Regions from separate parts of the Homo sapiens genome. Here region 2 is linked to region 1. The links are chromatin contacts, found by Hi-C or POLR2A ChIA-PET in ENCODE. All regions are on one chromosome and are shown on one strand. Each heading gives the region's core, a stretch centred on a gene start or an enhancer-like site at or near the end of the contact. The rest is flanking DNA. Distances are from core to core; before and after follow the strand shown.

What was found. A loop is a pair of places that touch in the nucleus more often than their neighbours do. ChIA-PET counts read pairs that join two places held with the same protein, here RNA polymerase II (POLR2A).
Region 2: a map of psoas muscle shows a loop between it and region 1 (2.2-fold over the local background). The contact joins two enhancer-like sites. A Hi-C loop is called at or near these places in 1 of 168 maps with a recorded cell type or tissue (psoas muscle). POLR2A ChIA-PET finds 5 or more read pairs at or near these places in 5 of 52 experiments (B cell, OCI-LY7, Panc1 and 2 more).

What each region holds. Positions count from the first base shown.
Region 1 is chr3:188,398,447-188,404,661 of GRCh38, reverse strand. All of the region lies in intron 3 of LPP (LIM domain containing preferred translocation partner in lipoma), which reads right to left. Among named protein-coding and RNA genes, the nearest start is that of LPP-AS1, 170 kb to the left of the region's middle. Within about 2 kb of position 4,046, at least 7 of the 41 ENCODE cell types and tissues checked have a DNase peak (open chromatin) inside an H3K27ac peak, as active enhancers do.
Region 2 is chr3:188,465,234-188,471,448 of GRCh38, reverse strand. The region is part of intron 4 of LPP (LIM domain containing preferred translocation partner in lipoma); the gene reads right to left. Among named protein-coding and RNA genes, the nearest start is that of LPP-AS1, 100 kb to the left of the region's middle. Within about 2 kb of position 2,613, at least 11 of the 41 ENCODE cell types and tissues checked have a DNase peak (open chromatin) inside an H3K27ac peak, as active enhancers do.

The DNA.
Region 1 (6,215 bases), core at 2,797-5,296:
AGAGCTGGGAAACAGTGTTGCCTGGATATTCACATCAGTCCACACCACCAACAAGTGGCATGACTTTGAACGGCATCGCCTCTAGAGCCTCAGATAGTTTCACTGTCTCAGAGGACTCAGCCAAGCACAATGGCTCACGCCTCTAATCCGAGCACTTTGGAGGCCAAGGCAGAAGGATCACTTGAGGCCAGGAGTTTGAGACCAGCCTGGGCAATAGAATGAGACTCGGTCTCTACAAAAAATTAAAAAATTAGCAGGATATAATGGCGCACACCTGTTGTTCCAGCTACTCAAGAGGCTGAGGTTGGAGGATCACTTGAGCCTGGGAGATTGAGGCTGCGGTAAGCTGTGATTGCACCACTGTACTCCAGCTTGGGCAACAGAGGGAGACCTTCTCTCAAAAAACAAACAAACATATAAACCTCTGTCTTCCTTAACTCTCAGAATTTTTATGGCAACCAATGAGATGATATTAAAGTACTTTTTATAGTATAGAGTGCTATGCAAAGTGAGAAAAAAAGAAGCCTCTATTCTTGTAGAAAGTCAATGGCAATTTTATGACCATCTTGCTTGGAAGAACAGCTTGATGTATAGTTTTCTTAAAAGACGAGGATAACATGAATCAATGACAAAGACTCTAAACTGGTAATCAGGACACATGCTATTGAAGCCAGTGATGGTACTGGCTTTTCACTCTGGTTACAGGGCCTTTCTTTTCTTTTTCTTTCCCCCGTACCTTTTACATATTCATATATACACACACATACATACATGTATATATATACACACACACAAAGACACATACATACTTGCTAAACTTGAGTTCCTTAAAAGGGTAGGGACCATATTTTACACATTTATAAACTACCATTAAGGCCTAGCACAAAACCAATATAGAAAAACTACCAATGAATGTCTGTTTTACTCGTGGTTTTTAAATTTAGCTGTTCATTTGGAATAACTTCAGATGATTTTTTTTTTCTAAATACCAAAACCAAACCCATCTCACATGGCTGAGAAATGCCAATTTTGGTTTTGCTTTTGCTTTTAATTGAGGCTTGGTCTTCTACTAAATTGGGATAAAAGTGACTGGTTTGCTTTCAGTATGACTAAAGTGAATATAAGTGTGAAATAAAAGGGATCAAGTAAAGGTTTAAAACTTTTAATGCATTATGCACATTGGTAGTATAAATGTTAATTATAATTTTTAAAATGGCTTAATACTATCCTTGGAAGGTCTCTATAAATCTAAAGTCATTTTATAATAAAAGGTTGAAAAATTGGTTAATATAGGATGCAGTATTTTCTTAAGCAAAGATTCACATTTTTCATAGTAATCCCAAGTTACTGACTGACTGTATCATCTTGGCTTTTCGGATATAGCACAGATATAAAGAAACAGGCAATTTCTGGGAGAGTATAAATAAAATGTAAGTATCAATATGCAAATCATTGGCTCCACAGTCATTTCAGTTATCCCCAGCATCATAAATTACCCGCATGCTGCCCTCCATGAAGAAGCACCTCCAGCTGCTCCTCCTGAGAGGCCCATCTTCTGACCAATCATTTGTTTGCAGATGTCCTCCTCAGTATCTTCTCTTACCATTCTTCTGCATGTCAGCAGTGACCCAGTGACCCCATTCCCAGGATTTATAATAAGTTTTCATGATTCTGAACCCTTGCTCATGCTGTGTTCACCATCAACAATGCCGTTTCCCTCTCTTCACGTTCTACCAAGCCCTATATTTTTATATTGTCTCAGCTCAAATGTCTCTAACTCTGTGAACATTTCCCTAACTTCTCCAAGGAAGAGTAGCCTAATTCCTTTTTCTAGGCTCTTTAGTACTTTCGGCATACTTATAACAATCCACAAGAAAGCCATTTATTTACCTGCCTACATGTCCCAACAAGTTGGAAACTCCAACTAGTCTCACTATACCGGCACAATGCCTAGGCAGGAAGCCCCTTAAACAAGTATGTTACATAGAAATGGGAGAATGAATGAACGTTACTCTTTCTTAGTTACTCATATCTTTCTAGAATTGCTATAGCATTCACTGATACAATCATCTCTTTTATCTTCCCTTAATTTGGTGATGTAATGAAGCATGCTGATAGATTTCCAGATATTGAACTATCTTGGCATTTGTGGAATAAAATCCTATCTAGTTACAGCTGCAGTGCCCTCTTTAGCAACCACTGATACATTCAACTCTTTTTCCCTCCCTTAATTTGATGATGTAATGAAATATGTTGATAAAGTCTACATATTGAACCATCTTTGCATGCCTAGAATAAATCCTTTGTTACACTTGTGTTTTGATATATTAATGAATTAACTAGGCTATTTTATCTATAATTTGTGTACATATAATCATAATAAAGATCATTTTATAGCATTTTTTTCTGCTTGTTTTACTTATCATGATTAGGTTTTGATAGGGGAGTTTTCTCCAACCTCCTCTACTGTCTAGGATATTTAATAACTACACTGGAATTATCTGGTTTTTTAAAGGTTATCCAAATTCAGCATAAAGTCATCTAAATACATCTTCTTTTAACAGACATTAATCATATTGCCAGTAACTTCTATGATAATAGTAGTAGTTTTCTATTTATTCTGAGGTCATTTTGCAGTACTTTTCTGATAGAAATTCACATTTTTTTCCTAGGTTTGATCTCTGCTCCCTCTGAAACAAGCTACTTCTTGTCTAAAAATGACTTCCAACATACTATGCATCAATTTAGATCATAAGCATTACTTTCTACTAGTCCTTGAAGGCAAATCTTGCACTATATTCTACAGTTCAAGTTATACATCCTTATAGTACAATCCCACAGCATCTACATACTGTTGTCACATATTCGTCACATGGTGCTCTGCCCATCTGCTTTCCTGTTCCCCAAACTAAACTCGCAAATCCTTGAGAGTGGAAATATTTATCATTTTATAATTCCAGGGGCTACCACATGATAGGTACTCAATAAAAATGTCTGTTAATTTAATGAATGAATGAATTTATTTGCCTGGCACTGGAGCTATAGATGAATCAGATTCTTATTCTTTACTCAAAGAGCTCAAAGACTATTTGAGGAAGAAATATTTATAAATGTGAAAAGAGAAAGAGAGCAACACAGAAAGCACATGAAAAATCTTGGGGGATGTCAGAAAAGCTAGCATAAGCTTGGCAGAGGTAGCCCTTAACCAGGACTTTGAATGCTGAGTAAATAAAAGAAAACTGGAGTAACCAGGGCAAAGATTAGAAATAATACTGTGAGCTTGGGTATGAAGCAAGGCATTTCTGTAGGACAGGGATCAGACCAGCGGCACCAAAATGAGGGATTCAGGGAGAACAGTTAGGGGAAAGTTTTAAAAGATAACATGAGTTCTGCCTTTTAAAGGTTTTATATAAAGATAAGAAGCTAGAGCTTTTATCCTTGAATAGGAAGATAACAAGAGTGAAAACTCCAGGTATTAAAAATTGAATCATGTAGGATGGATCCAAGGAAAGTGATAAATCCAATAGTATAGACATAGAGTCCCTGTGGCCCCAGTTCTAGTCTCAGCTATACAAGTGTGACCTTTAACAAGAGATGACACTCATTTGCAAAATGAATACCTGTAAAGTCCCAATCAGCTCTAATATTTTAGAGTGCTTTCTTTCTCTAAAATCTTCATTACAGCCCTTCATTTTGATAAATGGGTTTGATGAAACTTCACAAGTTTAATGAACAGATGAACTAGCACATATCATTGGGGCTCTTGGCTTCTAAGAGAGACCCATGTAAACACAAAAATAAGCAGTGGTGAGAACTGGTGTTGCTGGACCAAGATTTACACTGCTCTTACTTCCCCTCATTCTAGCTAGGTTTCACTCGAAGTTCATAATCATCATGAAAGCAAGAAGTGAAAGGGAAGATTTCCAGAGAGGCTCTGAGAATACACAACCACCATCAGCAGACAGGAAAGCAAGAGCAGTGGCCCTCCTCTAAGCAAGATGCCTACTGCTGAAGGGAGCTGGGGAGCTGCTGCTTCCTCAGCATTGCTCTTTCAGAAATTGTCACATGCAAGCAATTAAGAAGAACCTAAGAGGTTTCACTTATCAACTCCTCTGCTGCTCTTCTGTCTGTTCCCCCAGCGGTCCTAAGAAGACTAGAGACTGACAATAAACAAGTGTTTATTGAAGGTTTATTATATGTCTAGCAAATTTTCAATGGCCACACAGTCATCCTGACTGCCATATGAGGTAGCACTATCATTACCCACATCTAGCAAATCAAGAAAGTAAGACTGTAAGAGGTTGAATAACTTGCTCAAGGATATACAGCTAACAAATAGCAAAGCTGAAGCTGGGACACAGATCTTTAACTCCAAATCTCCGGTCTTCACTCTGTACTACCTCCCTATTTGGAGAAGAAAGGAAAACACCACAATTCAAAGGAAATCAGCACTTAACAGTAGTTTTTGCTCTTATTATTTCCATTCCAGCTCTTGAATTCTACTTGCCATAATGTTTTCTCTATTCTGTACCCTCAAATCTAATCATAATAAGCCACAGGACCACAAAGTGATGAAGCCAATAGTCAACAGAAAAAAAAAATCAAGGCACAACAGAAAGCAAATAACTACAAAAGGCTATGTGATGACCAGGACCCGCCCCACGTAGGTGGGAAAACTTAGTGCCATAGGCAAACTGACAATTAATACTAACAAAGCTACTAAGCCTCTCTCAGGATACCATGTGAATGTCAAGTCACTGTCACCCACAAAAACAGAAAGAAGTAGTGTTTGGTCATATTTTCCTTTTTTTCGTCCAAATCAATATGCTACTCTTCTAAAAAGATTTATATAGATCACCAAAACTGAAAAACAAACAACCGTTACATCATATTATCCAACATCCAGTGCAATAAACTTAGAGTAGTGTTTATCAAAACAGTCTGCACACTAACCTCATATGGGGATCTTTATGTATATACTCTGATTCAAGGGTTGAGAATAATTGACTTAGAGCATTTCTATTAATCTTTAAATGACATTGTATTAGTCCCTATATCTTCCTGGCAACTAACTCAAGGCCTAGCTCTTGGTCAGTGTGCACTGAATAAATGAATGATATTAGAAAAGGGACGTAGATTAACACCACAGAACTGAGGGACTATTTGACTTAAACATCAGAAGTAGCTGATGGCAGACTAACGTTTAGCATTCATGTCCCTTAGCAACATTTTCTTCATTTAAACAAGCTGTTACAATTTAAATAACACTCTCCTATAACTTTGAAGGTTTTTTTTTTTTAAACATTCTCTTTATACAAAAGTCAGTACCTTCCTGGAATTTCAAAACTGCTTTCCTAATCATCCACTAAAGTGGTATAATGTGGTTTCCCCTCTGGGCTATACGGCTCTCCATTATTGTTCACATCTCAGTATTTAGTGGAAAGATGCCTGATCTTCAGAATTCAGACCCAGCTTCTAGTCTTGGCTCCGCCATGAGCCCACTGTGTAACTTCCGTTATCTCTGAAATCTTGTGTCCTTCTCGAAAAATGTAGTGATGGAATTAGATGGTACAAATGACAACTCTGCTCACAAGCTTTTATGAGTCTATGAAAGATCTTGACTTTACAAGTAGCCAACGCCAAGTAAAGCAGATTCGATATCACCCGTGATTCTCCTCATTGTTTTGATATCATCTGTAATTCTCCTCTTTGCTCATCAGTGAGGAAGCACAGTCCTCTTTTTCTCTTTTTCTGTCACCCGTTTCCCTGACTCTTCTATCCTCCCCCTTGAAGGAAGGATTCTTGGGTTGATCTCAGAGATTAACAAGGTATCAATCAAGATGTATCATGCACAAGTAAATAAGTATTTAGGCAAACCTTTTCCAAACGGGGTAAGTCCCTACCAGCGTAATTGCGAAGCAGATATGCTGTGGCATGTGGTGGAGGCGTGGGAAGACAGCATTGAAGAATAAGGCAGGCTGAAAATTACACACAATTGTTAGTTGAACAGCAAATGTATTCACTCTTCCTCTGAAGCATCAGGTCACATAGAGCCGGAAGGGCAAAGCAGGATCTACCATGGGCTGAAAATGTCAATGTATTCACTCAACTTCTTCTTACAGACAGCTTTGGCCCAGCACTGGCTAAGTGCCCCACTCTCTGCATGGACAGCTGGCATTGCTCAGAAGAGGTAACGAGAGAACAACGCTACAGAA
Region 2 (6,215 bases), core at 1,364-3,863, 68 kb before region 1:
TCTGCATCTCCTTTGCCACCAAAATACCTAATGCATAGTTACCTCATATCTAGACTAAACAAATAGCCCAGATAGTCAACATTCTTCCTGACCCAGGTTTTTCCAATGTATTTGATACAACTGTTGCTAGATTAAAAATATCATGGCTCTCTTTGAATAGCCAAAGCAATCTTGAAAAAAGGACCAAGTTGGAGGACACTCACTTCCTGATTTCACAGCTTATCACAAAGCTACAGTGATCAAAACAGTGTGGTCCTAGCATAAGGACAGACATAGAGACAAATGGAATAGAATACAGAGCCCAGAAATAAACTCTCTAATATATGGTCAATTGATTTTATGGCAATTATGCTGAAGTTTTAGAGAATTATGGTTTGAGAGTATTATTGGAAGCTTGGTAAACGTCTGTTCTGAGCCTCCCAAGATTTGACAAGATCTCATTCTGAAAAGGAGGAATCCTCTAACTGGATGGGCCTCTTATGAGGCAATGGAGAGAAACTTGATAAGCTTTGTTGTCAAAGTTTGTCAACAAACTCTGGAATGTACTGGTGAGTATGTATCCTTTGAGACTAATACTGCAGACAGCAGCACTGGACATTTTATATTTCAGAATAATGACTTTTGCTAAGCCACATACCCGGTAATCTGCCAGAATGCTTCCTCTGGCTTCCTGGACACCAAGACTTTGCTCACACCTCTGTCTCCGTTAAGAGTTTCCTCTCCACTATCTGAGCCCAAGCTATTCTTGGAGGCCCATGTCACCCTACACTACTATCCTTTGCCACCAGACGAAAGCATCTTCCCACCTTCAGCCCTCTATAGTAACTTTAGAGCATTATCAAGGTGGATCTTGTGGAATATTCATGAGACATTTACCTCACTAAACTGTGTGCTCCCTGAGGGCAGACATCATATATGAGTCATCAGTCTATCCTAAAAGCACCTCTTCCAATGCCTCACAGAGTTGAGATGGAGAAGATTTGGGAAAATATTTCCTGAGTGGGTATATGCAGGAATTTTTGACAACTACACCCATAAATTCTAGCCCAATAAATTAGTCTTTAAAGGAAGATTGAGAAACTGAGTGACTACCAATTTCAAAATGTGTGTGTATGTGGTTTATGTGTGCGTGTGTGTGTGTGTGTGTGTGTGTGTGTGTGTGTGTGTATGAGAGAGAGAGAGAAGAAAAGAGAGGTTGAAAGATTGAAATAGGGAGACTCAATTGAACATCACCATAGGGATGATCTCGGCAATCACTGCTGCAGTTAGGTAACTTACATATATAAAAAAATAGCTCTGCGACATTAAAATGTGTAAGTTTTTGTCCACTTGGAACCATTTACTAGATGTGTGTGAACCTAGGGAAATCATGAAACTTTTGATTCTCAATATTTTTGTTTGTAAATGAGAGCAACAGCACTTACCTTTTATACTACCCAGGGTTGTGTAGACCAAAGTATTTAAATTTAAAAATACAACACCCTGGTTTTTCTTCAGATGGTATAAATCTTTCGCCTTTTACTGAATTTAGAAATACCATAAAAACTATAATGTCCTACATAAATATAAGTTATTTTTACTGTGAGATTATTCTTTATGTGACTTGCCCAGAAACACATTCTTCACAAACATTTAGAAGCTCAAATATAAAATATAGTTAAGTGTTTATTGAATAGATGCTTTACTGTTAACATGGCTCTTAGCACACCAGGGCTCCAAAGAGTTAGGGGTAAAAGAAAGACAGGGAGTGAGAGAAAAGCATAAGACCGTAACTAAAACGATAACAAAACAAAGTCCTAGAAGCCAAATAAACAAATATTGTGTTCTCCCCAGAATGTTTAAAAATCTTGGAAAGGAACTGCATACGGAGCCTCGGGGTAGTACTGACTTGGCATATCAAGCCCTTGTGCAACTGATTAACCCGACATTCCCCTGGGTAGGGGAGTATTACTAGGTCACTTTTTTCTTTAATGGACAAACTGTTCTCGAACAATTTGCAAGACATAAACAAGCTATTGTAACATACCAATCAAAGAGGGTAGTTTTGTCCTCAAAAATGCGATGATGTAACCAAGTCAAAACAACCGCCACCACCACAACCACCACAACCGGGCAATCAGACAAACAAACATATCCCAATTCCGTCTGCCTAGCTCTGGATGGGCTCTTCTTTACCCACTTTGATGTATAAACACACAGTCCCACATCTGCAAAGGTTAAGTCCCAGATCAATAGCAAAGTTTACAAGACCTCCAAAATCTATTGGATGTTCTTCATCCAAGAACTTAACGGTTTTTGAATTAGAATACAGAGTTCACAATATAAAGGGTTCTCTTGAAAAATCAACTTTTGTCTCTAAGGAGGCCCTCCATAAAAAAGTCAATCCTTGGGTTTCATTCACTCTGCTTTCTTCACTTCCTCAGATTAGGAAGTCATGGGATAGAAGACAGTCCCAAATTGCAAAATTTGGTGACGTGTTCTGAGCAGAAGTTCAGCCACCTTGTTATTTTAGCAGACCAGGTCGGCCAGCCCAAAGACATAATTTAGCTGAGTGAGGAACTTGTTCCCTCCTCCTGCTTCATTTGGCCAGCTGCCTCAGAAGGTCTTTCATTCTGGAGTGCAAAGGATTTATTGCTCCCTTTTATTCCTCCAGCAGTAGTTCCAGTTCACTGAGTTTCAAGTTCAGCGAGCTCAGCTTTGGCATTCAAGGATCTCCTTATGTCTCATCCTAAAGAGAATTTGTCCCAGGTCCATTTGCCAAGGACATGGTGACAGTCCCCTTCCTGGCACTTGAGTCTCCAATATTATGCTTCTTCTTATAAACAGACCCATCCAATCACTTGAGTTCCTTCTTCAGGTCTTACTGGCACTTCCTTGGCTTAACTGACACGGCACAATGTTATAAACTGACAGAATAATCATATTAGACAGGAATTAGAACAGAATAAAGAGGTCCGCTAGTCTACAGGTCAACAAGCAACAGCCAAATGGCCAAATCCAGACCACCTCCTGTTTTTGTAGATAAAGTTCTTTTGGAACATAGCCAAGGTCATTCATTTACTTATTGTCTATGGCTGCTTTTGCATTCCAGTGGCAGAAATGAATAGTTGTGACAAATACCATATGGCCTATAAAACCTAAAATATTTAGTTACCAGATTTACAGAAAAGTTTGCCAAACCTGATCTAGTCCATAGACTCACATTACAGATAAGAAAGTTAAGATTTAGTAGGGTTAAACAGACAGGAAATAAAATTTTCAAAGCAAAATACCCAGGGCAGTGCCAGGCATATGGTGCATACACACTGAGTAAATACCACCTCTGGTGTTTGACAGGACATTTCGTATTCTTTTCATATGGAAATGGACTAAAATGATTTTTCAAAGATAGCATTGTTACCCTTGAGGAATTCATTGCCTAGAAAGGAGAAAAACATATAAACAGATCATTTTAACATGATATTGTGTGTATTCGTTTTCTGTTGTTACTACAACAAAGTACCACAAGCTTGGTTGTTTAGAAGAACAGAAATATATTTATCTTACTGTTCTATAAATCAGAAATCAGTTATGCATATCAATGCACTAAAATCAAGGTGTTGGCAGGGCAGCATTCCTTTCTGGAGTCTCTCCAGAGAATCCACTTCTTTGTCTTTTCCAGCTTCTCAAAGCTACTCCTCATTCTTTGGCTTGTGGCCCCTTCCTCCATCTTCAAAGCCAGCAAAGACACGTTAAGTTTTTCTCACATCACATCACTTCAAAGACCTCCTCTGTCCTCTTCTTCCATTTGCTATCACACTTGTAATAGCGTTGGGCCCATCCTTATACTCCAGGATAATTTCATTATCTTAGGTTAGCTGATTAACAACCTTAGTTCCATGTGCATCATTAATTTCCCTGTGGCATGTACCCTAACATATTCACATGTTCCAGAGATTAAGACGTGGACAACTTTGAGGGCTATTATTCTGCTCACCACAACATACCATAAGAAGGGAAGTCTGCACATAGTGCTAGACTCAGAGTAGGAACATCAGTGCAAGGACAAGTATAGACAAGAGCAAAAGTTCTTGTATTCATCGTACCTATTTTCCAGAGTTCCTCATGATTTTCTAAGAATTTCTTTATAATTTCAGCATATTTTTAAAAAATTTAAACATATTATTTAAGATACTTCTATTTTTTAATGCATTGTTCTATTCTTTTTGTAACTATAATCTTGCTACCACATTTAAACAAAAAACCCCTATTTAATATTAGATTGAGGAATTTCAGGAAGCAAGTCTGAGTTAAGATTGCAGCTAAACAAGTTTTATATTGTCCCCATAGGATTGCTTTTCTTAGGTCCATTTTATGGATAAGGAAACTATCCCTCAAAAAGATTAGGAGCCTGACCAGAATTATACACACCAGAGCTAAAGCCTAGAGAAAATTGTTCTATCTATTTGAACCTTATAAACAGAATGAAAAATGTTAGTGCAGAGTTTTTGCAATGATTCACATAGCAATGCCATAAAGGCGGGGGGGCGGGGGGAGGTGGTGACAAAATCCATCACATTGAGAAAAATGAATGTTATGATTAGCAAACAGGTGGAGTTTACACAGCATATATATATATATATATATATATATATATATATATGTTCTGAGATGACAGAAACCACTTTTTTCAAGTATATTTAGCTCTTCAGACAAAAATATAACTGAGACTAAAAGGCATAAAAATATGAGCCTCTACTGTCATGATATAGAAAGAAAAATTACAAGTTTATTTAGGGAAAAAAATGAAGAGTTTCAAAGCACCATATTAACGAAGGTATTATCAATAGGTATTTATAAACCCTGAAGATTAAGGGCAAAAATTAAATAGAAATTACCTGGTTTGAGGATGTGAGATTGACAAATAACTGGAAGTATTCAAGTAGAGGCAGGAAGGCCACTTGACATGAATATTATAAAGAAGATACAAGCTTTATTAATCCAAGGAAACTGCTTAGTAGCCCTCTCGACACTGATGGTTTATGATTCTATGACTCAAAATGCAAGGGTCAATTAATGGCAATAAGAGACTAAGGCTTCCTTTAATAGGTATAGCCAGAAAGCTCCTCCTGATGCCATAAGATGGCCGTTAACCTAACTGTAAGTAGGCACTTTCCAGGCACATTACTTAAAAATAATTCTCCAGGCAAGATCAGACAAAAAGCAACCAGTAACGTGGACAATACCAATGAATGACCCTGACTCTCCCATCTCACTGCCGTGTTGAAAATGAAGCCTTTAATATTCAGAAATTTCCACAAAGTTATATTCTACTGAACTATTGAGCCATGATTTTCCATATGACAAATGAGTAGTCACCAGGCAGTCTAAAGGAGAGTACCTAGGATTCTGATCCTCGCAAATCTTGCCCCTTCTTCCTGCCCTGCCAGGAATCCCTAAACCTTCTTCATGGAAATAGCCTATCCCCTTTGACTTAATGGATAGTTCAAGGTCTGGTAGAAAGGCTTAAAAACACGTGAGAACTTTCTGACTTGGCCCTTGATAACTGAGATGCAGGTGATAAAACAACATTTCTAAAACTAAGGTGTACACACTTCCACACTTCACAATGAAAACCAAGTAAAATACCAAATTACCAAGACGGAAAATTCCCACCATGGAAAACAAGAGCTACTCAGAAGAGAAAAACAAGACATCCAGTCACAGGAGCTACACGGCCTCCTATTAAGAGTAAATATACACACATTCCCACGCAGAACTTTCTCCTTCTGAATAGAGCTAAAGGTGCAGGAAATAGTTTAATAAAGACATTATATTACTTAGACAAAACTGAACTAGATTATCTGTTTGTTTATTAGATTGTGGTTTTCGACACATTGTTCTACACTAAAAGCTCTTGACATGAGCCGACACACACATTCTTTGGAATGAAGGCTTTTGTGAGAATATTTTATGGTACTTAGGCTCTTGAAAAGACCTGTGAAAGCAGTCACACCAGAGGATTAAGCCCAGTGTTTGGGGCCACCACATCAGGATGGTCCAATTCACTTCACACAGCCTTAACTAGGACATGTGAGCTTTCTTGGACATAACACCGAATAGTTCCGACTTACTCATTGCGGAATTTCTCATATTAATCCCAACCCACTCATCATAGTTACAAACCAAACACCAGGTCCTGGGTGCCAATAGATGAAAATAAAAACAGAGTAATC